Regions from separate parts of the Homo sapiens genome. Here regions 2, 3, 4 and 5 are each linked to region 1. A link is a loop called in an ENCODE intact Hi-C map of the cell type or tissue named here. Cell type or tissue: MCF 10A. All regions are shown on one strand.

The links. Peaks named below come from ENCODE experiments on the same cell type or tissue, not always from the same donor. Only the 100,000 strongest peaks of a DNase experiment are listed, where the experiment ranks them.
Region 2: a loop joins it to region 1, with 2.0 times the contacts of the local background. A loop is called at or near these places in 20 of 110 quality-filtered maps.
Region 3: a loop joins it to region 1, with 17 times the contacts of the local background. A loop is called at or near these places in 20 of 110 quality-filtered maps.
Region 4: a loop joins it to region 1, with 29 times the contacts of the local background. A loop is called at or near these places in 32 of 110 quality-filtered maps.
Region 5: it touches region 1 in a loop (6-fold over the local background); 16 of 110 quality-filtered maps call a loop at or near these places.

The regions. Positions count from the first base shown.
Region 1 is chr12:126,871,692-126,876,691 of GRCh38, forward strand. LINC02372 (long intergenic non-protein coding RNA 2372) reads right to left here and starts at 2,999. Exons shown (of 3, transcript NR_033970.1): 1 at 2,766-2,999; 2 at 1,635-1,813. It overlaps LOC105370061 (a long non-coding RNA gene), which reads left to right and starts at 3,113. Exons shown (of 3, transcript XR_945511.3): 1 at 3,113-3,289. In MCF 10A, a CTCF peak has its summit at 2,919 (motif pointing left); a DNase peak (open chromatin) is centred at 2,900.
Region 2 is chr12:126,782,527-126,787,526 of GRCh38, forward strand. No RefSeq gene overlaps it. Among named protein-coding and RNA genes, the nearest start is that of LINC00944, 13 kb to the left of the region's middle. In MCF 10A, a CTCF peak has its summit at 1,998 (motif pointing right); a DNase peak (open chromatin) is centred at 1,985.
Region 3 is chr12:126,067,275-126,072,274 of GRCh38, forward strand. No RefSeq gene overlaps it. Among named protein-coding and RNA genes, the nearest start is that of LINC02359, 26 kb to the right of the region's middle. In MCF 10A, a CTCF peak has its summit at 2,455 (motif pointing right); a DNase peak (open chromatin) is centred at 2,467.
Region 4 is chr12:125,531,063-125,536,062 of GRCh38, forward strand. All of the region lies in intron 4 of TMEM132B (transmembrane protein 132B), which reads left to right. Among named protein-coding and RNA genes, the nearest start is that of TMEM132B, 350 kb to the left of the region's middle. In MCF 10A, a CTCF peak has its summit at 2,583 (motif pointing right); no DNase peak of the experiment used is centred here.
Region 5 is chr12:125,328,903-125,333,902 of GRCh38, forward strand. The region is part of intron 1 of TMEM132B (transmembrane protein 132B); the gene reads left to right. Among named protein-coding and RNA genes, the nearest start is that of TMEM132B, 150 kb to the left of the region's middle. RefSeq lists enhancers at 220-946, 947-1,672 and a silencer at 2,203-2,262. In MCF 10A, CTCF peaks have their summits at 2,192 (motif pointing right) and 4,210; no DNase peak of the experiment used is centred here.

The sequences.
Region 1 (5,000 bases):
GGCTGAGGTGGGCGGATCAAGAGGTCAGGAGTGGCTGGGCGCGGTGGCTCACGCCTGTAATCCCAGCACTTTGGGAGGCCGAGGCGGGTGGATCATGAGGTCAGGAGATCGAGACCATCCTGGCTAACAAGGTGAAACCCCGTCTCTACTAAAAATACAAAAAATTAGCCGGGCGCGGTGGCGGGCGCCTGTAGTCCCAGCTACTGGGGAGGCTGAGGCAGGAGAATGGCGTGAACCCGGGAGGCGGAGCTTGCAGTGAGCCGAGATTGCGCCACTGCAGTCCGCAGTCCGGCCTGGGCGACAGAGCGAGACTCCGTCTCAAAAAAAAAAAAAAAAAAAAAGAGGTCAGGAGTTCGAGACCAGCCTGGCCAACATCATGAAACCCCATCTCTTCTAAAAATACAAAAATTAGCCTGGTGTGGTGGCAGGCCCCTGTAATCCCAGCTACTCGGGAGGCTGAGGCAGGAGAATCGCTTGATCCTGGGAGGCGGAGGTTGCAGTGAGCCGAGATTGTACCACTGCACTCCTGCCTGAGTGACAGAGTGAGACTCTGTCTCAAAAAAATATATATATTTAATATATATTTAAATATATAAAATATTTAATATTTTAATTAATAAAATATTTAAATATATATATATCACTGGGCGTGGTGGCTTATGTCTGTAATCTCAGCACTTTGGGAGGCCAAGGTGGGTAGATCACTTGAAGTCAGGAGTTCGAGACCAGCTTGGCTAGCATGGTGAAATAACATCTCTACTAAAAATAAAAATACAAAAATTAGCAGGTGTGGTGGCACACACATGTAGTCCCAGCTACTTGAGAGGCTGAGGCATGAAGATCTCTTGAACCCAGGAAATGGAGGTTGCAGTGAGCTGAGATCATGCCACTGTACTCCAGCCTGGGTGACATAGTAAGACCCTGTCTCTAAAAAACAAACAAAAAATCTAAATTTACATAATTATATATGTAAAGATAATTTAGGTAATTTAGGGGAAACTTGTTCCCCCTAGAATATAGAAAGTCTGAGCCGCAGATATCAGCATTTTATCTCCAGATCTCACTATGCATGTATGCCATGTAATAAATGTGGTTGCAATAAAAGAAGAAAAAGTGGAATTTGAAAATGAAAAATGGCATTCATGAAGAAAAGTACACCTTTTTTTGACTTTTGTTTGCAAAGTGCATGCACTACATATCAGATTTTTAAAATTCACATCGTTAGTATGCATCAATGATCTCTTTATGAATTTGCAAAATTTAGATAAGTTATGGTGTCATATTTGCTGTGTTTATTTTTTAGATTTTTTTAATGGAGGAAAATTTGGAGAAGGACATGACCTGGGCCTGTGTTTCATGGGGTGCCCTTACTTGAGACAATCAGGACACTATCACTTTCCAGATGGAAAATAATGATCCAAATGCTTTAATGTCCATTAGGGAAATTATCCTTCCAGCCCAAGAAAGCAATCATGTTATCAATTCATAATACTGGGGGGTCTTCATGTTCTATGAGATGTCTTCAAAATGTCATTGCTACAGTAGGTCATTTTTTTACATGATTTTTAAAAATTTTATTTCAAAATGTAGGCTTATCTCTTTAGGTTCTACAAAGGATGAAACTATAGAAAAACCTTTTTACATATCTGCATTGTCTGTAGGAATAAGCCACTTTGCAAATAGTGAGATGGATGTTACGTCTTAATTTCTTGTCCATGTGATGATGAATTTTTGCTCCTTTAGATGGTTTAATTCACTCTTTATATGATGCAATTCTCTTAATTCTCTTTGCTGCTTTCTTTGCACAAAGATACTGTGAAAATATAGAGAAAGAGGTAATTCACGGTTTTCATTTTTCATTGTTACACTTGGAACTGAAGTGATCCATTACTTGATTTTGAGAGAGACTGTAGACCTAAGTGTTTAAATTAAAAGAATAAAGCTTCTAAGATAAAGCTCTTGCTATCTTGGGTTTAGCAAAGATTTCTTAATCAGATCTCAAAGTTACTAACAATAAATTAATAAAATAATTGAGCTTATAAACATTTTTAAAAATACTTTTCCTGATCCAGGAGAGAATTGACTTAAGAGTCTAACACCTTTTAAAGTCTGATAAGAAACATTTACAATTTATCCTCTCTGAGCCTGCTACCTGGAGGGTTCATCTGCATGATAAGAATCTTGGTCTCCACAACCCTTTATCTGAGCCCAGACCTTCCCTTCTTTGGATATCTGGTCTTTAGATAACCTCTTTCAACCAATTGCCAATTGGACAATCTTTGAATCCGCCTATGACCTGGAAGCTTCCACTTTGAGTTGTCCTGCCTTTCTGGACCGCTGATGTCTTCGGTCTCCCTGGAATGTACAAAGCCAAACCGTAGCCTGACCACCATGGGCACGTGCTCTCACGACCTCCTGAGGCTGTGTCACAGGCATGTCCTTAACCTTGACAGAATAAACTTCTAAATTGATTGAGTCTTTTCTCAGATACTTTTTGGTTTACAACGTGAAATACATTATGCTTCCATTACACTAGTTATCATGGGAAAACACCTCAAAAAAATAAAAACAGACCAACAAAAGACAATAAAGACCTTTGTGCCGTCCATTATTTTTCTGTCCTAGTATTTGTGGCCGGGTCAAAAACAAACTAGACAGGGACCCTGAGGGAGGGAGATTTCGCTGACATCTGTAGGTAGGATCAGGCTTCCAGGGCTGCAGAGGGAAGAGCTTCAATAAGAGGAGGGAAAAGCAGTGATAATGACCTTCATGGGTCCTCTACTGCCGACTGTCTGGGCTGCAGTGCCCTGGCACATTTCCTTGCAGAGAAAGGACAGCAGGAGTGGGCTTCCTGGTTCCCTTTCTGTTTTCTCTGAGGCCAGCAGGTGCCTGGCGTGGCCTTTGCGCCCCCTGCTGGTCGTTCTGGCAGCACACAGCCTCCTGCCTTGCCAGTGTGAAACCCGGTGCTGTCTTGTTCCCCGGGTGGAATGCAAGAGAATGCTTGGGAAGAACTTTGTTACCCAATGAAGCCTCCTGGTTCTCTAGTCCCTGGTAGCCTGTCCTGGTTGCCAGGTGCTTGTTTGCATTCCAAGCTCCACATTCCCCAGGGTCCAGTGTAGTCTTGTGTCTAAGCTGGTGTCTGGCCACCAAAGGCAGGCGTGCAGGGCCTTGGCTACTGCGCTAGGTCTGCTGATGGCCACAAGCCTTTAGTCCCAGCTCTGCCTTAGCAATGGGGGTGTCTGAAGGCTCAGGGGATACACAGGTCCTCTAGGTTCCTGGGGAGATGATGGTAAGTAATCCTTCTTAACAGTCTTTAAAAAATACATAATTTAACATGGACAAAGCAAGTAATCAAAAGGCTATCTGACAAAGTGAAAAATATTGTAAAATTCTTAACACGTTTAACTAGATCATAAACCCAGGAAATCCTTGAGCTTCCTTCAAGACAGGCCAGCTCTTTGAGTGAGTTAGATACACTGGGTTTGTCATCAGTTAATACTAATCTGAATAGGTCTATCTCTTTGTGTAATGATAAAAGAGGCCTTGTTGAAAATAAGCCAAAAGGGAGCCCCCTCTCTCCATGGTGAAGTGTGTATATGGGTCATTTTCAAAGTTAGATATGGTTTCTGTAAGATGAAGCCTGGCCATTCTAAGTCACTTGAGTGAAAACAGCTTACGAGCCTGGCAGAAGAATAATTCACAACATAAGAAAACACTTTCTGATCTTTAAAAACATTGAAAATTTCTTTTACAAGAAATTGAAGGCTGGAAAGAAAGGGAGAAGGACTTGAATAGAAAGAAGGAAATTATTGGAATTCTAATGAATACAGAACACAAATCCTAAATGATAGATTTAGTTTAAGTGTCTGATGGAAACCTTTCTGAATATCACATATCTACCAGCCAATAGAAAATAATGTAGAAGGTGGAAATCTGAAATTCAATATAAAGAGTGGATTATAAAAGGAAGACCGCATTATCCATTAGGCAAAGACCCTTTTGAGAAACCTATCTGTGCTTTTAAAGTAAGCACTTTCTCCTAGAGGAAAAAAACTAGAAGACAGATAGTAAACCAAAAAAAAAAAAAAAAAAAGAAAAAGAAAAATCTAATAAATAAATTTCTTAGAACTCAAATTGAAAGCATCCTATGGAAGGAAGAATCTTTCCATTTAGAAAATGCTCACACAGAAAGTGAGAAAGCTTCTGCAGAAACTTGAAATGCCATCTGAACTTTATCAATAACAGACACATCAGGTATGGATTTACCATTTAACATTAGAGAAGAAACAGCTTGAAGTAAAAGGAAGCATCAACCAACCCCCTTCTAAGCTGGGGACTTAAGAAACAAGAACAAGGGAAATGAATCAGAATTAGAAGCACTTTGATTTGATCAAAACCTTTTTATCTCCCCTAAGGAAAGAAGCTTGCAATAACTAATTAGCAGCTCCGGCCACTGGAGAAAGCTCAATGCCTTGAGAAAAGCAAATGCACCGGAGAAACAAGTTAGATAGAGCTGAATTAAAGGTGAGCTTTTGGCCAGGCACAGTGGCTCACGCCTGTAATCCTAGCACTCTGGGAGGCCAAGGCGGGTGGATCACCCGAGGTCAGGAGTTCAAGACCAGCCTGGCCAACACAGTGAAACCCTGTCTCTGCTAAAAAAAAAATACAAAACTTAGTTGGGCATGATGGCGGGTGCCTGTAATCCCAGCTACTTGGGAGGCCGAGACAGGACAATCACTTGAACCTGAGAGGCAGAGGTTGCAGTGAGCTGAGATCGCACCACTGTACTCCAGCCAGGGCGGCTGAGCGAGACTCCATCTCAAAAAAAAAAAAAAGTGAGCTTTTATGAAGTGGTCCTTATATCCCTGCAATCTCCAGTACAGCTCTGGGAGAGCCTTCAGAGGACACAGTGATCCACCGATAACCAGATCTGGGAGAAGGAAAGATAACTAGCAACAGATGATCACTAAGTTGGAAAACTGGATTTTTCCCCCACCTCC
Region 2 (5,000 bases), 89 kb before region 1:
TGTGATAAGAAGTTTCCCATAATGAAATGTATACTTTCATATACTTTTTCCCATAATGGAAAGTGTTGCTTATAGGTGTTCACTGTGTATGCTCTCCATTCACCCCTTCCATAAGCACTGTACTCCCTTCTCAAATCTGGAAAAGATTAAAGGTTGAGACAAGTTGACTAATGGTTTTGCACATTATAGACAAGCTCGTTTCAGGCTAATGAAATTAAAACAAATTCAATAATGATACTTTCTGTGCAGAGCTCCTTGTAGTTTCTAATGTCCTTTCTCTTACTCTGTTTTCTATTGTGTTACCAAAGATTGTATGAGGTTATCACTGTTATCCCCAAATTCTAAAATGCAGGTGGTCAAATCATTAATCCATGCCATGTACTAGTTAGAAGGAGCATAACCACATTCCAAGATACACCCGAAAACTCAACGGATGGCAACACTCCATAACGTAGCACAAGGGCATGTGTGGTTCTTGCATGTTAGTATATATGTGTGTTCAGAAACAGGGAAGAGAGCTGTGCATTGTGACTCCAACACGAAATGTTGTGTAAGTCCCTCATTTAATAGAGCAGAGTCTATTTTCCACAAAACTATGAACTACATAGCTCACCCCGAAGGAGAAACCCATGAAGTAGGATTTAGTTACATTCTTCTGCAGTTTGTTGATAATTATTCTTGTTAGAATGCAGCAATGTGGAAATGCATTTCATGCTGTTTCATGCTGGGTTTTAAATTGCCTCTTTAACATGTTCGTGTTTGTGTCTTGAAGAACCACATTCACATCACAGGCCTAAGACCACTACCTTCAGAAAGCCTTGTGTGCAAGGTAAACCTTTGGCTATCATCTGGAAACTAGGATTTTAAGAGGGTTCCCTAACTGATATGAGGGGTTTTCTGTGCCTAAATGTCTGCACAGTGTTGTTTATGCTGAAAACCTGCTTTCCTTCTGGGAGTCTGGAATTTTGGTACATTCGAGGCAGATAATGTGACCAGAATCCGATGCAACCAGTGAGCTCATTCTGAGTCTCTAAGGGGCTTCCCTGGGCAGAACCATTACATGCATATTTCAGCACTTTTGTTTCTAGGAAACAACGTTTCTATGTGACCCTCTTGGGAGAAGGAGCATAGGAAGCCTTCACGTGGTTGCCTACAGACTGCATCTTGTTTCCTTACGATCTCACTGTGCGTCCTTCCTGCATCTCTGTAATATTTCTTAGCTGGGAGAACCTCTCTATATTGGGTCTCATGCATGCTTCCAGTGAATCTCTGAACATAGGGGTAGTCTTAGGGGCCCCTGACATTGTTCTACAGAGCAATTGGCTCATTCCACGAGATGGTGCTGGTTGACTTACGACTTGACAGCAGCAGTGGCTTCATTTGGGCTCAGGAAGTTACCTGGCAGGTGACGAACCTGGGGAGTGAGCTGGTTTTCTAGCATTTTCATCAGGCAGACGACCTGCGGGCACTGTCCTTTTTAAAATGGTAAGAGGTGTTTGCTTTAAAAAGCAGATGTTACAATATTTTTTCTTTCATTTTCACAACAATTTTTTTTCATTTTTTACTATTAAAAAGAACATTACATTTTTATACTTTGCCCTTTCCCATGTGCCTAATGCAAGTTGTTTAAACAGGAAAAATACACTTCGGTAATGCTCAATTTACTGATTGCATCGTGAGAGCTCCCTGGAAACTATTAAGTTCTTCTATTTAAATCCTTCTTTCTTTGTAGGGGTTACTGAACTGGTTCCCCTAGACCCCTTGTTTTCTATGTCCTCAATTTGCCTGTACATCAAGACTGAATTCTCTAGTTAGTAAAGATGGGTTCATCGGAATATATCGTGGCATATGGCAGATGCAGCAACTTCCTAAACCTAGCAAACTGCTTCTGGGCAATCAGCTTGTCTCTGAGAATCTCCTGACCTCTTGAGGACTGGAAATGCTGCAAATGCAAATACAGTTAAATAGCTTCATTGGGCACCCACCAGCAGAGGGCGAAAGGGCCCCAGAGTCCATATAACCACGTGTGTTTCTGCTTCATGGGCCTGAAAATGACCAGATTTCTTCCCTTGAGCTTGGCTGAAGCTTCATTCACGACCAGGCTTAGGAGCTACATCTGAGAACAGAGTGATGGATCAGGCCCCAGCATCTAAAATGTAGGTGCTGGTCAGTCACAGGAATGATAAACCCATGGGATGTCTCGCGCTTAAATTCCTTTCGTCACACCTAGAAAATGTTCAGATTTCCTCTGTCTTGGTTTGTCTTCCAAAGCTGAAACGAAAGAATGGGGTACAAACCTAAATTACCCTAATGGGATCATTAAGAGTATGTGTTACTCATTCATAGGATGTTAATGGTAACTTCCCCCAATTCAAATCAATCTGGAAATACAAATATGACTTTCTTTGGAAATAGCTTCTTTGCTAATGTAATTAGTTCAGGGTCTTGAGATGAAATTATCCTGGCTTTAGGGTGATTCCTAAATTCAATGACTGGCACCCTAATAAGAAGAGGAGAGAACATATAGAGACATACAGAAAAGGCCAGGTGTGGTGGCTCATGCTTGTAATCCCAGCACTTTGGGAGGCTGAGGCGGGCGGATCACCTGAGGTCAGGAGTTCTAGACCAGCCTGACCAAAATGGAGAAACGATGTCTCTACTAAAAATACAAAATTAGCTGGGCGTGATAGCACATGCCTGTAATCCCAGCTACTTGGGAGGCTGAGGTAGGAGAATCTCTTGAACCCGGGAGGCGGAGGTTGTGGTGAGCCAAGACTGCACCATTGCACTACAGCCTGGGCAACAAGAGCGAAACTCTGTCAAAAAAAAAAAAAAAAAGACACACAGAAAAAAGAAGTCCAAGTGACAATGGAGGCAGAGATGGGAGTGACGATTCTAGGAGCCGGGAAACACCTGGAGCCCCAGCAGCTGGACAAGGCAAGGGAGGACCTTTCCTTAGAGGTTTCAGAGGGGGCCCCAAGGGTGGAGTCACAAAAGTGAGATTTACTTAGATTTCTATTTTCCCTTTAATTTGCTCAATTGGGATAATATTTTCTTGCCTGTGGATGAAAATAGGCAGATCCATGACTTTTTATGACAAAACACAGCCTCAATTTAAAAATGATTCACTAATCCCAATTCTGAGCTACAATCAAAGGACAGCATTCTTCTCTTCTCCCAGCTGAAACTCTTTTGGTAGAAGTAGGCACGGTAAGTCTTTCTTTTTGCCCCTCATCATTGGCCTCAAAGTTTTCTCTCCTGGCTTGGAGACTGAGGGTTCTGAGTTTGCAGAGCAGACACAGAGGAAGGGGAAGAGATGTTGGGAGGGACAGGAAAGATGAGGTCACAAACACAGGTGTCAGCTGGCATCTGTGTGCTCCCTGGCCTGGGAGGCACTGGGTGGGGTACTGTCTTTTTTATTTTTATTTTATTTTATTTTATTTTATTTTATTTTATTTTATTTTATTTATTTATTTATTTATTTAGACAGAGTTTCACTCTTTGTTGCCCAGGCTAGATTGCAGTGGTGCGATCTCAGCTCACTGAAACCTCCGCCTCCCAGGTTCAAGCGATTCTCCTGTCTCAGCTTCCTGAGTGGCTGGAATTACAGGCACCTGCCACTACGTCCAGCTGATTTTTGTATTTTTAGAAGAGATGGGGTTTCACTATGTTGGCCAGGCTGGTCTCAAACTCCTGACCTCAGTGATCTGCCTGCCTCAGCCTCCCAAAGTGCTGGGATTACAGGCGTGAGCCACCGAGCCTGGCATTTTTTTTTTTATTATTTTTTAAGGGATGCTTTCATGGGTTCCTTGGCAAACCTCAATTCCCCTTCCATGACTGATGATCTTCCACTCATGTGGCCCCAAAACTGTGTGACCACATCGTCTTCCCTGTTTAGCTGCTGGGCACCCCAAAGTCTACTTCCAATATCGTCTCTGTTTGAGGTCACCTTTCTGGGAATTTTTTCACGTGACATCAGCCAGGCTCCACTGACTTATTGTTTGATGTTCTAGCCTCTCCATGTGCAGCAGCAACTATCATCTCTCAGCTCTCAGAGGAGCTGAACTCCTCACCCGTCAGATCCCCCCAGAGTGAGTCAGGCCCTGGTTCAGTGTGTCTCCCACTGCAGGGAACACATATTGGGGTTTCCAGGTAGTCCTCCTGAAATTCTTTTTTCCTGAGCTGAGGAGAGAGAAGACACACTTCCCTTTCCCTCCACCCTGGGGCCTGGAATGCACAGGGCACCTGGAATTCTCTGTAGTCCATCCCCTTCCCAAGCTTTCCTATTAATTTCTAACTCATATCATTTTGTACCCTCAACCAGAGTAGGGGCTCTCCTTGTGGTCCAGCACATCGTTTGGACTTTAGCAGGTGTTGTATATTGGTCCCTTGGCCACAAATGCAGTTTTGTCCTCTGTTTACACAGGTAAAATTGCCAGGAGAATGTCCAGTATATGGGGGACAGAGTTAGAGGGAGCTATTATTCAGTTAGCGTTGAGTATCTGGGGACTTGACCCAGGAGAAACTCCTTGTGGAAGAGACCTCTGTCACAAACACTCAACCCTCCTGTGATAGTCATGATATGTTTTTGCAATGCTATCCCATGATCTAATTCACAGAGGTGGGCTCTCATTCAGAGTTCTTAGTGTTCTGGGGGCTTATTGGTTTGTGATTCCTAAGAATTGAGTTGCATGGAGGAGGAGGAGCACAGAGGAGGAAAGGGGAAGTTCCTGCAATCCTCAGGAGATGGAGCGGCCCAGGCACTGTGTTCCAGGATGGGAGGACACAGCGGCATTTGCAGTGAGGTCAGGATGCCAATCAGTGTGATCATCTGTGTGTCTACCTGTTGTAGCCAGCATTTTGCACAGTCAGGAGCACTTCTGGCCCTCACTCCTGAATTTCCTTAAATGGCATGTGACTAGCCGAGCTCTGGGAGCAGGGGCTGGCAGGCGTAAGGACTGAGCCTGCCCTGGGGGAGCTCCTGGCTGGTTTTGCGCCCA
Region 3 (5,000 bases), 800 kb before region 1:
CCTGTTACACTTAAGACCTTTAATGATGTGAGGGCTGTTCTGTGGATAGAAATAAAATAGCTGATACAGAAATTTCTTTTAATAGACCTTGAGGTAAGCTTTACACTTAAATTATAAGGTGAAAGGAAGAAAAGCTGCTGTGAGTTCATTCTCCTCTCTTCCCATACCCTAAATGACTTATCCCATTAAATTGAATTCTGAAAGCTGCAAAACAAGATACCTGGCTATTGTGTGACTCTTGTGTTACTATGTATACCTCTGAGTGTATTTCTCTATCATGGGAGATTGTGTAAGATCTCTATGTTGTAGAGATCTTAAGTCCTTGTTTCCTGCCAAAGCCCCTCTCGGAATCTATCCAGCCAGATGGTTCTCTTGTGTTAGTCCAGTAGGGGGGCTTTAAATAAAGAAATCCAACACGGACACCACTGGAAAGTGTCCCAGGGTTGGAAGATAATGAGGAAGCTGATTTTTCTCATGCAAAGACAAAAGTGACATCTTCTTAAAATTCTTAATTCAATTTGAAGGGAGAAGTAATTACCTCCTCTGGCCATGATGTTGAAATGTCCATAGAGAGGAAAATGGACTTCACCCTCATTAACTCCGTGGATCAGAGCCAAAAGCAGCATTAGCCAAAAAGGCTTCTTCAAGGGCACAGATCCCCTAGATCAAAGCATGTTCTTGAGAGAATAGAGCATGAAGTTTTGTGAGTGACTCCAGTTAGAATCACATGGAGACTTTTCTATTTTTAATGAATCTTTCTTGTATTGTAGTTTATGCAGGTCCACAGTTGGGAACAGGGCAAAGCAGGGATGTGGCATCTGAAATGATTTTTTCTGTCTTCATTGATTCGAGCCTGTGACTGTGGCTGGCAGCTGTTCTACTGGTATTTATCTTGGAGGCTGGTCACACCATCAGGCTCTACAGCACAGAAAAACTTCATTTTTACTCTCTGTCCAGGGCCTTCAGACACTCACTGATACCTCTGTTCATTTGTGGCTGTAGATAATACCTAACCCAATTTCAGCTTACAAAGCCCCATTGAGCAAATGCAAAGTTACAAAGTGCCTCCCTATACAATAGGAAACAGCCCAGCCTGGGAACATTGTCACAAGCATTAATAGGTCACTGTACCTACACATCACTGCATATGCTATTGTGTGCAGTCATTCCAACTCTCCTCTAATTAGAGGGGTGATTCATGTCAGGGGCATAAAGCAAATATTACTTTATTTTTCCAAATTCTAGAAAGCAAGCTTCCATTTTTGATAATAGAAATTTGGGAATGATTGGCAGTCATTTGGCTCACAGGGAAAGCAGGAAAAACAAGAAATCTAAATAAATCTCATATTGATTTTGAAGAAGCTTTCTTGTGACATCTGGTATGCTTTATTTTGTATGTATCAAATCCGAAAATAATAAACAAGTTGATGTAAACAAATGCTTGAAGTAATGCTCAAATGGCAGCTGGATACTTGAAGACGACAGTAGGAAATTTAGCTTTATTAACGGTGCATGCTTGTGCACAGTACAAACTTTATACTTCCTAAATGTTGTCTGAATAAATGATACACAAGCATCAAAATATGTTTGAAAAACATAAAAAATGGTAGAAATATGAGATTATGTCTGAGAAAGCAGCTCAGAGTGGGGTTCTAACCCCAGCTTTCTGATTAGCCCACTCTTGACCTCAGATTGCATCACATAAGCCCTCTGAGCTTCAGTTAAATCCTTTATCAAGCAAGGGACTTAACTCTGTGACCTGGGAGGCTCTGGCTTCCTGTCACTGCCATGAGGCTCTAGTACAGCCAGAGATACAGGGGTCTAAGAACCTGTGTTTAGGATTTTGAGCTGGTTTGATTCAGGTAATCATGTTCTATCTCTGTGTCCTAATCTGTGTTTAAGGTTTTGAATTGGTCTGATTCAGGTAATGGTGTTCTATCTCTGTTTATCAGGATCTTTACCCCTGATAAAAATCCAGAGATCACTTGAATGCAGGTGGTTTTCTCTTCATATTGTTCAATGAAGAAAGCACCAATTAAGGATTCATAATAAACCATTGCCCAGTGAGAAATTGGCCTGGGGTTCCAGGGTGAAGAGGACAGAAGATTTTCATTGGGAGCACCTTAATGAGGACAACAGATCCTGGCTTAATAGAGAACATAAAGTAATAAAGAGAGACAAATCCATCTATCCATTCATTCCACAGCATTGATTGAGTGTCCGCTGTATACAATGGGATAAGGAAAAGATGTCCGTTGGTTCATGCGCAATGATGGTAACAGGTTTTCATTGCTGAACATTACATATTTCCTTTTTAATTTTAATGTTTAATTTTCGTGGGTACATAGTGGGCATATTTATTTATGGGGTACATGAGATTCACTCTAATAAGGTGTAGTGAGTTCCAGGGATTTCAGAGTTGATCAAGGAAAACCATATGGCCACAAGGTGGCAGTAGCGCACAATGAATTTGTTCAGGCTTCGCTTTGACAGATTTGCCAGCAGGGCAAGTCCCTCATGGCACGAGACCATCCAGAGGCCATGGTTCAGGAGCCCTACCTAGAAGATGAAGAGGTCAAGGGAAATTCTAGGGAAGATGGGGCTTATGTTTCCAGGTGATGTTTCTCAGCAGCACAGTGGGAAGTTTGGGTTAGAGAGCTTTGAAGAGCAGAAGATGCTTGGGGTCTTTTACAGCAAAAGAGTTTATTTTATCAATGGCTAGCAGATAGGGGGCACACTTTTGGTAGATATCCAAAGCAGGCAGGCTCTAAGTGGATAAAAGTCTGCTTATTTGGGCTATGATTAGAACAATTAGATGTGTAAAAATTTGAGTTGAGTGCCAGTGGGCTTTTGAGCTAATGGTCCCAGCCTACTGTGAAGAAGTATACAATCCAGAGGCCAAAAATAAAAGGGCCATCTTTAGTTCATTTATGTAACACGTGGTCAACTGATCCTAACCCCATGGGCATCATAGACTAGTGAGTGAGACAGACACACCTACTCATCCATCCATTCACACAACAAGCAATGACTGGGTTCCTCCTTCATCTCTGAATGTCATCACACAGGGCATGGGGGATTCAGAAATAAAGATGGCATCTTGAAGGAACTCATGCTCCATTGAACATGTCCAGATTTTGGTCTGAGTACAGACAGCAAGAGTTAATATAGAAGTGGGGACTCTGAATGATGCAAGTCTCATCAGCAGAGGAGCTGGGGGAGTGGGAAAATATCATGAGCTTTCCTAGAGGGAGTGGCAATCAAGCTGACTTTCGAAGGAGAAGCCAGAGACAGCCCAGCGGATATGCTGGAAAATGTTTTGCGAACTGAGGGGCCAGCATGTAACAAGGCTCCTATGCCTTGGGGACACAAGCTGAGTTTGGTGGAGCTTTGGATTGAAGAACAGAAAGAGCAAGACATTAGGCAGTGCATGCAGGCAGGGGCTAGATAAGGCAGAACCTGTGGGACGCAGTAAGAAGTGGAGCCAGTGAAAGTGTTAAAGCATGGCAGTGTACACAATTCTCCCTGACTGTGGAGGAAAGGAGGGTGGCTGCTAGGACACCAGATGGGAAGGAAGTACTGGCATCCAGGTGCCTGATGCTGAGGGCCAGAGGTAAAGAGGCATGGACAGAAGAGCCAGCCTGGGAGCTGGTGAGGAGGTGGGATTAGAGTCCTGCTAAGGAAGCACAAGTCAAGGGACTTTAGTCCCCAACCATGTGCATCCCTCCTGACCTGGTTATCCAGAACAGCTCTGCACACACTCACCACATGCTGAACTGAGGGGTGATTTGCAATTGCTGGGGTGATATAGGAAGAGCATCCAGGCAGAGGGAAGGGCTTAGGGTGAGGGCCAGCCTGGCTGCTTCAGGACCATGTGGAGGCCAACACAGTGAGGTCACTCTAATAAGAGATGGGGTCTGAGTGTGGGATAATGGAGGGCCAGGCCAAGTGGGGCCTTGTGGGTCACTGTGCAGACTTGGGAGCTTATGAGGGGTTGCACAGAGGGTGGTCTGTTCTCACTTGCTATTTCAGGAGAGCACACTGGCTGAGCAGACTTGGAAGCTTATGAGGGTTTGCACACAGGAGGGCCTGTTCTTACTTGCTATTTCAGGGGAGCACACTGGCTGAGAGGGGGCAAGGGAAAAGGGAGGTAATTTAGGTAATTGCAAGCAAGAAGAGAAGGTATGCTGGACAGGTAGAGGCACTGGAGTGAGAAGTCTCAGTTGCTTGTAATATTGAAGATAAAGGACTGATTATGGGTGGCAAAAAAAAGATGTCAAGGAAGACACCAAAATATTTTTCTTGAGCAGGTAGAAGGATGGAGATGTCACTAACTGACATAGGTCAGACAGCTGGGGGGTGGGTTTAGAAGAGAAGATTTCACATGCCTCTTCCCACACTCTGGGACCCAGCCCCATAGATTTCAGATCCACCTCAGGGTCCTCACATCTGCAATTTGCTGTGACTGAAACAGTTCCTAAGCTTCCCTTAACATGTGCCTGTTTTATGCAGTCATCCTTCAAATTCCTTGTTAGTCATTGCTTCTGAAGTCTTTTCTTTTTTCTTTTCTTTTTTTTTGATGGAATCTTGTTCTGTCACCTAGGCTGGAGTGCAGTGGTGTGATCTCAGCTTACTGCAACCTCTGCCTCCCGGATTTAAGCAATTCTCTGCCTCAGCCTCCCAAGTAGCTGGGATTACAGGCATGTGCCACCATGCTCAGCTAATTTTTGTATTTTTAGTAGAGATGGGGGTTTCACCATTTTGGCGAGGCTGGTCTTGAACTCCTGACCTCGTGATCCACCCGCCTCAGCCTCCCAAAGTGCTGGGATTACAGGCATGAGCCACCGCGCCTGGCTACTTGTGAAATCTTTTCTGACTCACCTTGCTTTTAGCTAGGTTAGGTTACTGTGACTTACTGAGTTCACATGTATTATGAAAGCCTGCAGCCAGCCTGCCTTGTTCAAATCTCAGCTCTGCCACCTTAAACGCATGCTACTCAT
Region 4 (5,000 bases), 1.3 Mb before region 1:
TCACTCAGCTACACAATACTCACACTCAGTCGTGTTGACTGGACTCTGCTAATCAGGACAGGACAGAACTTTTACTGTCTTTGAATGTTATTTTATTTTTTCTTTTTCTTTTCTTTTTGTTTTGTTTTTGTTTTTGTTTTTGAGACAGAGTCTTGCTCTGCCACTCAGGCTGGAGTGCAGCAGTATGTTCATAGCTCACTGCAGCCTTAACCTCCAAGGCTCAAGTGATCTTCCCACTTCAGGTTCCTGAGGAGCTGGGGCTACTGGCATATGCCACAACACCCGGCTGATTTTTATTTATTTTTTTGTAGAGACAAAGTCTCACTATGTTGCCCAGGCTGTTCTCTAACTCCTGGGCTCGAGTGATTCTCACACTTTGGCCTTCCAAAGTGCTGGGATTACAGGAGCGAGCCACTGTGCCTGGCCTGAGAATTATTTTTGTGTCACCCTGATGTCATAGCCTACCTGGAAGGTCTGTGTTTCTCCCCCTTCCCACAAAACTACAAGTTTGTCAGTATAATTACCGTTGAGGAAGACACAAAACATTTGGCAGTTGGTATCTAGAATAGACTGAAGGTTTCTGTCTCTTAGGTTCTCTAATATAACAGAATGAGCAAGGTGTTCTGCAAACAGCCATAACCTCAGTTATATACGCACCATTTCACCTGATTGATCCTACCCTCTCACAGCTGAAAGGACTAATTTTAAATTGTCAAGGAGAATGCCTGTCCACTGGGTGCACTTTACAAATGGCCACAAGTAACCGTCTTTGTCGGCTGAGCTGAAAGCCATGTGCTTTGTAAATGCCGCCGTAGCACTTGGTGCAGAGTGGGCACCCTACTTGTGGCTCTCCTGGCGCTGCAAGCCAACTACCCACACTGTTATTCCAGCACATAGTGCCAGGGAGGCCATTTAGTAAACCCCTTGCCACAGTGGCCCCATAACTGGATTTAGCTGTTATGCCGTTTCCTAACTTACATTAAAAACATAACAATATTACAGGGACTGCTCTTGGAGAGTGAACTGGAGTCAGCTCAGTGGAAAGGAAGGGAAAAGCCCATTAAGATGTTTGGTTCAGTTGACCTGCCTCTATTTGGGAAAACCTTTGCTGATGTATAATTTCTGAAGGCGAAAGGGAAAAATAGACCCAGCTAAGCAAGTTCGGGAAAGAAATGGGTGGTTGTCAGTCAGAGCAACAAAGTAGTGGAATTCCAGGGGCTTCAGCGGCAGGGATGAGACATGACAAATTTTTAAAGACTCTGTCAATATCATTAATATCTATGACCTGTCTCACAAGGATGGCTGTCATGCAGCACATCCGTCAGAAAATACTGCCCTGGAATTGTCCTGCTTGTTGGGTGAGCCCCAAATCCCCAAATTGAGAGTGATTATGCAAGGGATTTTATGGTCCTATTTTACAACCCCTTAAAGGTAGTAAAATAATCAGGAAGCTGTATTTTTTTTTTTTTCGAGACAGAGTCTCACTCTGTTGCCCAGGCTGGAGTGCAGTGGTGCGATCTTGGCTCACCACAACCTCCGCCTCCTGAATTCAAGCAATTCTTCTGCCCCAGCCTCTTGAGTAGCTGGGATTATAGGTGTGCGCCACCATGCCCAGCTAATTTTTGTATTTTTAGTAGAGACGGGGTTTCACCATGTTGGCCAGGCTGGTCTTGAACTCCTGACCTCAGGTGATCTGCCCCCCTCGGCCTCCCAAAGTGCTGGGATTACAGGCGTGAACCACCACACCCGGCCTTAGGAACCTGTGTTCTGAGACAATAATTTTCTTTTAAAAAAACAAGTCACTGTTGACAGCGAACTAGATTATGTATCACAGTTTGGGGGTTGTGAATATGCAGGCTGTCTCTGAGCACTTTGATGTTGGGTTGCCCGCTGCAAGCCTGATATTTATGTTTGGTAAACCAGAGTTCTTGCTAGCGAGTCACTTTGCCAGCCTCTGTACTGATCAGGAAAGGGCCCCTTCTCCACAGCTGGGGAGATGTGAGATGCATGTGCTTAAGAAAATCAAGCTGCTGTCGTTCAATTCCAGCCTGGCTTAAAGCTGTGTGACCTTCAACACAGTCCCCCTTACCTATCCTGTAAAAAGTGTAATATAATTCCTACCAGAAGCCAGAATAACCTTGTTATCATGAGGATGAAGTGAAGCAGTATTTGCACACTGCTTGTCACATAATACATGTATGATAAATGTTAAGAGTTTGTTTCTTATTTTTGTTTGAAGGTGAAATACTTAAGATAGTGATGAAATTCAACATATTTAATAGCAGGGTGGTGTGGCCACTGGCCAATCGGAATAGATGCACCTTGTAAATAATTATTACAGCCTCTCCCCTTCCCAGGGCCCTCCAGCTGCACATCAGCCCCGCCTGAGACAAACAGCGAGGGAATGTTCCTAAACGCTTGTTTTCCCTTTGCATAGCTGATTGCAGAGCCCAGCAAGTCTTTCTCTAAATGGCTTTACTTTGACAAGGGGTCGCGATGGCATTTTGATTGGCATCCGCCTCTCCTCCGGGGAAGGACCTCGTGGGCGATGGTCCTGGCGCACCCGCTAGATGGCGCCGCAGACCGGCTTGTACAGGCCGCGCGCCCTCCCCTCCCCGGCGGAGGCTCCTGGAGCCCCTGCCCGGCCTGACTGGCTGCGTCCTCAGGCCCTGCGATTTCCAGGGATTCCCGATTTCCCTGAGTGTGAGCAAATAAAGGCTCCTTCCTGCAGCCCGAGCCAGCGCTCAGCGCAGCCCGTGACCCCTGGCACCTGACAACCTGCTTCAGCCAAAATCTTAATAGGCTTTATTATTTTTATTTAAGATGATGCATGCTCATTATAACATTTTTAAACAATATATGGAAAAATCAGAATCTCAGCACCCCCGATAGAGCCAGCAGTAATACTGGAAAATTATTGTTCCATGTATGGAGTCAAAGTCCACGTATGGGCAGAGAGATGACTGTGGCTGGACACGCAAGTGGCCGGCGAACTTCATACTTCACGAAAATGGGAGCATATTCTGTGTGCTGGGTTTTTTCTTTATTAAGGGCTAGGTCCTTCCTTTTACTTACATTTAAGAGAAGACAAATAATCTAATATGAAGTTTCTGAACTTCAAAAAACCATTAATCACTACAAGGAATACTGGTTTTTTAAAAATCACCTTGCTGGCTGGGCACAGTGGCTCACGCCTGTAATCCTAACACTTTGGGAGGCTGAGGCAGGAGGACTGCTTGAGCGCAGGAATTTGAGACCAGCCTGGGAAACATAGTGAGACTCCTATCTCTACAAACATTTAAAAATTGGCCATACATGGTGACACATGCCTGTAATCCCAGCTACTCGAGAGGCTGAGGTGGGAGGATTGCTTGCACCCAGGAGGTCGAGGCTGCAGTGAGCCATTATCATGCCATTGCACTCCAGCTTGGGTGACAAAGCAAGAACCTGTCTCAGATTTTCCACCCCACAACCAAAACCAAACCAAACCCAGACAACAATAGCAACAACAAAACAGTAAACAAAAATCATCTTACTATGATTAAAGGGAAAAGGTTTATGGTAAAAACAAGTCAGTGATTAGAGTCATTATTTTTATTATTACTATTACTACCATCACTACTACCATTACAGTTACATCCACTTTATTTTTATTATTACTATTACTACCATCACTACTACCATTATAGTTACATCCGCTCTTTCAGATGCCACAATTTAATTTTAGTTTAGAACCTGAAGCTATCCAATATGGTAGCCATTAGCTTCATGTGGCTATTAAAATTAATATTAAATAAAATTAAAAATTCAGTTTCTCAATTGCACATGCCACATTTCAAGTGCTCAGTGTCCACATGGAGCTAGTGGTTACCACATCTGGCAGCACAGATATAGAATCTTCTAGCAGTGAGGAAAGATCTGTTGGACAGCGCTGCTATTGATTAATTCTCTTCCCTGACAGATGAATAAACAGCACCATGAGACTTCTGCCTAGGTATTTATTAATTGTTTATAACCTATATATCTAATAGATGTATTTACACCAAGTTTTATCACATTTATATTTGCTCGTAGAATCCAATGCTTCTACTTAATATTAATTTGTTGTTCATATTCTATAACAGGCATCCCTACTCACTTCATCAGTTACCGCCATTGTTCCAGAAAAGACTGATCTCTTTTGTCACTGATGGCCCCTTTGTGTTGAGAATTTTTGACTTTTTCATTCTGTTAGTCTCACTTTAATGAGATCCTGAGCGGGGGAAAAGATGAATCAAGTTTCCAGCCCACTGTGTTTAACTGGGAGTCCCACAGGGCTTGGTAACCTGTGAAATGCTGCTGAGATTTAAAGGGTTGTTTGCCAGTCATTCCTCCCATACCTTGACCAAGGGCCTGTGTGCCAGCACCTGATGAAGGAGGCTCAGTTCTTGCCATCGGGGATTTCAGGAAAGCTTTTTTGCCAGGAACACAATTCTCCTACTTTTTTGTGAAATTTTTTTAATGAAGGAGGAAAGATTCTCTGCCACGATTAAAGACCAAGCTGAACTCCTGGGATGAAGGTATTGTGTCTTTCTATAATTAGACTCAGCTGAAGAAGCTGCTGGATTCTTTTCTGAGACAGACAAGGCAAGAGAGTATTTAGAAAAGACCAAGAGAGGGGTTGGGGCAGACTTGCCCACCTTTGCATTTTCTCCAGAACCACCTTTGATTCTGGAAAATGTCCACTTTGCACAGGTGATGGTTGTAAGGTCCCACACTCTTTGCAGGAGAGGGGAGCTTGCAGATAGAGTAAATTTCTACCTGTCCAGGCAGCAAGAAACCAAAGGCGGCTGAACACAGTCTACTTTCCTTGGGGGACTATGCCTCTACTCTGTGATTTTACAACCACATCAGACTTCTGTGACTGTGTCTTGTGGGCTGTTAAGAATTCCCCCATGAAAAGCAGCCACAACAAGCCAGGATTGCTTCTGCAGGGAGGTGGGTTGCATCTGGGCATGGTG
Region 5 (5,000 bases), 1.5 Mb before region 1:
TGAGGACAGGGCTGCTTTGCTCTATCCTCCCTGCAACTTCAGTGCCGGGCACAGGACTGGCTCTTAATGGATACTGAATGAACCCTGTTATGGACTGAATGTTCGCATTCTCCCCCACCCCCAAATGTATTTGCTGAAGCCCTAATCTCCAATGTGATGGTATCAGGAGGTGGAGCCCTCGAGGGGTAATTAGATTTAGGTGAGGTTGCGAGGGTGGGGCCCTCATGAGTGCTTTTATAAGTAGAGAAAGAAGTACCAGCGCTTCCTCCCTCATGCGAGGATATGGCAAGAATGCATGTCCATAAGGAAGAAGGCATGCACCAGACATCAAATCTGCTGGCGCCTTGATCTTGGTCTTCCAGCCTCTAGACCTGTGAGAAATGAATATCTGTTGTTGAAGCCTCCCAGCCTATGATGGATTTGTTACAGCTGGCCAAGCTGACTTAGACAAATGAGTGTGCCTGATCCATCCCATTGAATGTGACAGAACCCCAGGAGGCAGATGGTATTCTTGTCTTGCTAAGTAGGGCTGAGTCACTCACCAGGCAGCCCAGCCAGGCAAGAGGCAGGCTGACTTTCTAGCCCAAGCCTCCTTCTCTAGAACCCAAGCTCCCTCCACCCTTGGGTCTGGGGTCCTATGAGGCACTGACTTGAGGAGGATGATAAGGTCTGAGTGGCTTTTGGCTGGAACGAGATGGGACAATGGGTTGGTTACTTTCCTGGGACGATTCCCTAACGGATGTCTCAGAGCTGTCGTGGCTTTGTCCCCAAACCACTCATTGTCACTGACACAGGCTGTATTCATCTCTCTTGAGACTGGCCTTTTAAAGTGTTCCCCCAGCCCCGGCCCCTTGACACTCAGGTGGCCAATGAAAGGAAACAACAGGAACAGCTTTCAGGCCAGGGACTAGAGAGATTTTCCCCATGGAGTGAATACCCCTGAACACAAAGGGAAGAAAAAGCCCTTTCATAAAACTACCCGATCTTCACTGGAAGGAATGCGACAGATACAGGCAAAAATCAGTTCTCCACTTTGTGATTTCTCAGGGTGACGGAAGTGGACAAAGGGAAGGGGAGAGAGGGTTTCAATGCAGTAGCCCTGCTGGCAGCCTGTGGCCATTGTTCCGTGGCCGACGCTGTGGTCCGACGATCTGTGTCACGCTGGACTGATGGAAAACCCAGGTGTTGCTCTGGGTCACGGGATGCGTGTGGTGTGGGTGCGTCCCCGCTTCCAAATAGAATTTCATATTCTTCCGGAGCACAGAGAACCCACGGGGTGCTGGCTGCCACTTGTGGTCTCCTCTGTCCAGGCTGATGGTTTGGGGACAGTGACTCCCTTTCTCCCCTAAGCCTATCCTGGTTTGGGTTTGTGTGACTTGCAAACAAAGAATCTGGTCCCATAGAGTAGTCGTGCTTTGTTTAAGGGGTTTCTTTTTTTTTTTTTTTTTTGCAGCCATGAAGATGATTTTATTTATCTATAGTTATGGTTGACATTTTTCATGCATAAAAACTTCTATTGCTCAAGAAAAAAGTTAAGTACTTCCTATGGAAACAATAGACAAATGACAACAAGAAATTTACAAAGAAAGAAAAAAAATGGCCAGTAAACATTTAAAAAACTTAATCACTAATTGTCAAATTTAAATTTTTTAATCTATAAACTATCATTTTTTACTGTGAAATGGCAAAGATTTTTTAAAAAGTATATCCAATGCTGCCAAGAGGGCAGAGGCCTTTCTGTAAAACAGCAATATGTATCAAAAGCTTTAAAATGTGCAAATGTTTCTACCTAGTGTATTGCTTTGAAAAAAAATTCACAGGCAAATTAAAATTTCTTGGCTGGGCACAGTGGCTCATGCCTGCAATTCCAACACTTTGCCTAACCAAGCTGCACTTGGGGAGGCAGAGGTGGAAGGACTGCCTGAGGCCAGGAGTTTGGGACCAGCCTGGGCAACACAGTGGGACCTCATCTCCACAAAAAATAAAAATAAAAATTAGCACATCCTGTGTTCCTAGCTACTCAGGAGGCTGAGGCAGGAGGTGTTTAAGGGGTTTCTGTTGGAAAGCAGCAGTGGGCCTTGGTGAAAGTCCCCAGATTGCCCTAAACCGCCCAAATCGGGGTTTCGTCTCTGGAAGAGGGGAGGGATGCACCACCGGCTCCTCGTGCAGCGCTGGCGGCGGCGGCCACTGGGTGGCGGTGTTGCCCGCGAGGCCCGGGGTCTGCGGAGGAGGGAGCCGGACTGGGAGCGGGGCGGGGACAGCGCCGGGGAGGGCCTGGTCCGGGTGGGCTCAGTCCGGGCTCCCGGGTCGGTCCCCTCCTCCGCGTTGCTGCCCCAGGAGTCCGCTTCGTCCTCCGCTGACTCTGAGCGACACAGGACAAGCTCTGAATTGCATTCCAGGAAAAGGGGACTGAGGCTTTGTATTTTTCCTCCGCACCAAGATTCCCAAGGCTGCTGTTAAGGGTTTTTACCCAGGGTGGGGTCCACGGCGAAGCCCTGGGGTCTGTGTGAAGGGGAGGTGCTGTTTCTTTCCCGAGTTCTCCGTGGCTTTTAGTCCACGGGTTTCGAGGTCGCGCTATGGTTAAAAGCAGCACATGAGCCCTTTACTCCGGGTGAAATCTGGAACCAGCTCACATGTGGCTCACCAGGAAGAAGCTGAGTCTCTTCCCCAAGCTGAGGAAGAGGAGCAGGAGCTGTACAGATGCCAGGACCCGGCAGAGCAGGGGTTAAGCCCACACTCTGGGGCCCACTCTTGGCTGCACCCCTTACTGGCTGTGTGACCTTAGGCAAGTTTTTTGACCTCTCTGTGCCTTCGTTTTTGAATCTATAAAATGGCTATATTATTACAAGTTATTTATTTGATACATTTGGAGATGCGGTGTTGCTCTGTCGCCCAGGCTGGAGTGTAGTGGTGTAATCTCAGCTCACTGCAGCCTTGACCTCCCGGGCTCTAACGATCCTCCCACCTTAGCCTCCCAAGTAGCTGGGACTACAGACACTTGCTGTCTTGCCTGGTTATTTTTTATTTACATTTTTTTTGTAGAGCTGAGGTCTCACTTGTTGCCCAGGCTTCTCTTTAACTCCTGACCTCAAGCCATCCCAAAGTGCTGGGATTACAGACGTGAGCCACTGAGCCCTGCCCAAATTTATTTAGGTAATAATTATATAATAGTATTAATATACCATATGAAAATAATACTCTAGCTCATAGGATTGTGTAAAGAATAAATGTCTAAAGAGCTAATACATGTTAATACATTTAAAACTTGTTAATCCATGTATCAGAACATGTTACTTAGTATGTTTATACATGTTAATGTAGTTAGAACAGTGACTGGTACTCAGTAGATATCTGACAAATTCCTAGCAATGACTATTATTATTATTATTTTATGTATTGGATGCTACTGATAAGCTTGTGATAACTGCCAGCCAATTATTCATCTCTTCTTCCTCTGAGATCTGGCAACTCTTGTAGCAGGCAAGTGAACAATACATATTTTACTTTCTTTTATTCTTCATCAATTTTTTTTTCCCACAGACTTCTGTCATCTTCTCTCAATTAAGCGCAGCTCCCCAGAAGCAGGCTGTGCCCTCCACCCACTGCATTTCTTCATAGCTCTGCACTTTCTGCGTCACGGGGACCCTTATGTCATCTGAGAAATTAATTCAGAGAGTTGGCTTTTTTTTTTTTTTTTTTTTTTTTTTTTTTTTTTTAAGACAGTAGAGTGCTTTGGTAGGTGAAAAGGGGTTTCCAAGCACTTGGAGATTCAACAGGATTGTAAAAGGGATGTTGAAGGCGTCTGAGGTCATGCTGTTTAAACACGCTAAAAACTCGTCTTACAGATTCACTAAAGTGGCTTCTCTTTGCAACAGCCACTAAGACTGGACAATATTAGTTTTTCCTTTCTTTAGTTACTTTGTGTGTTGGAAAATAATGAACTGCCTTAAAAAACAAAAAACCAAAAACAAGAAAGAGAACAAAAGATATTCTCTGAGCGATTTCGGATTGCCCAGACTAGCCAGGATGAATGATGTTTTGTTTTTTATAATGTGCGTTAGTTTCCTGTGGGTGTTGTAATAAGTTACCACTAACTCGGTGGCTTAAAACAACAGACACTGATTTCTCACACATTCTGGAGGCGAAATCAAGGTGTTGCCCTGTTGTTTCCTCTGAAGACTGCGGGAGGCGCTGTCCCAGGCCGGTTTTCCAGCTTTTGGTGTTGCCAGTGATCTTTGGCGTTCCTTGGCTTGTAGACACATCCCCCCAACTCTTCCCGTCTTCATGTGGCCTTCTCCTATGTCTTTGTGTGTCTCAAGTCTCCCTGTCCTTTCTCTTATAAGGACGTCTGTCATTGGTTTTAGGGTGGGTGTCATTGGACTTATGTCATCCAATGAGCTCATCTTGAAAACCTTAACTTAATTGCATTGGCAAAGGCTCTATTTCCAAGTAAGGTGACATTTACAGGTAACCATGGGTTAGAACCTGGAAATATCTTTTTGGGGGGACATTACTCAACCCACTACATACGGCAAATAGAATTAATTACATTCATGAAGAATAAATGTCTAAGTCTGAAGCTGTTTCAACCTGCAATTCTGTCTCCCTCTCCCAACTCTGCCCTCCTCAGTGTTGGGCTCATTTTTAGAAAGTGGACTGGAGGGCAGGCAGGGGATATATGTGAGTGTGAGAGCTGGAATGGGGCGACAGGGAATGGTGGGGACTGTGGTGAGCTTTAGGATGCAGGTGCTAGCTAAAGAGAGCAGCAGTGACCCTGCTGATCTAGCTGATTACTGCTGGGTAAGAATGCATGCACAGCCTAGTCAAAGCTTATTGTATCTTTAAAGAAAAGCCAGAAATCTGGATTTTTGTGTGATTAATTCAATTTTTAGAAAATCACTGAGTAGGTAAAATAAAAATATGTCTGTGACCCAGATACTGTCCCTGGAGCCTGCTTTTTTAACCTCTGGCCTAAGTGTTGGGAGAAAGTTGGGGATTGT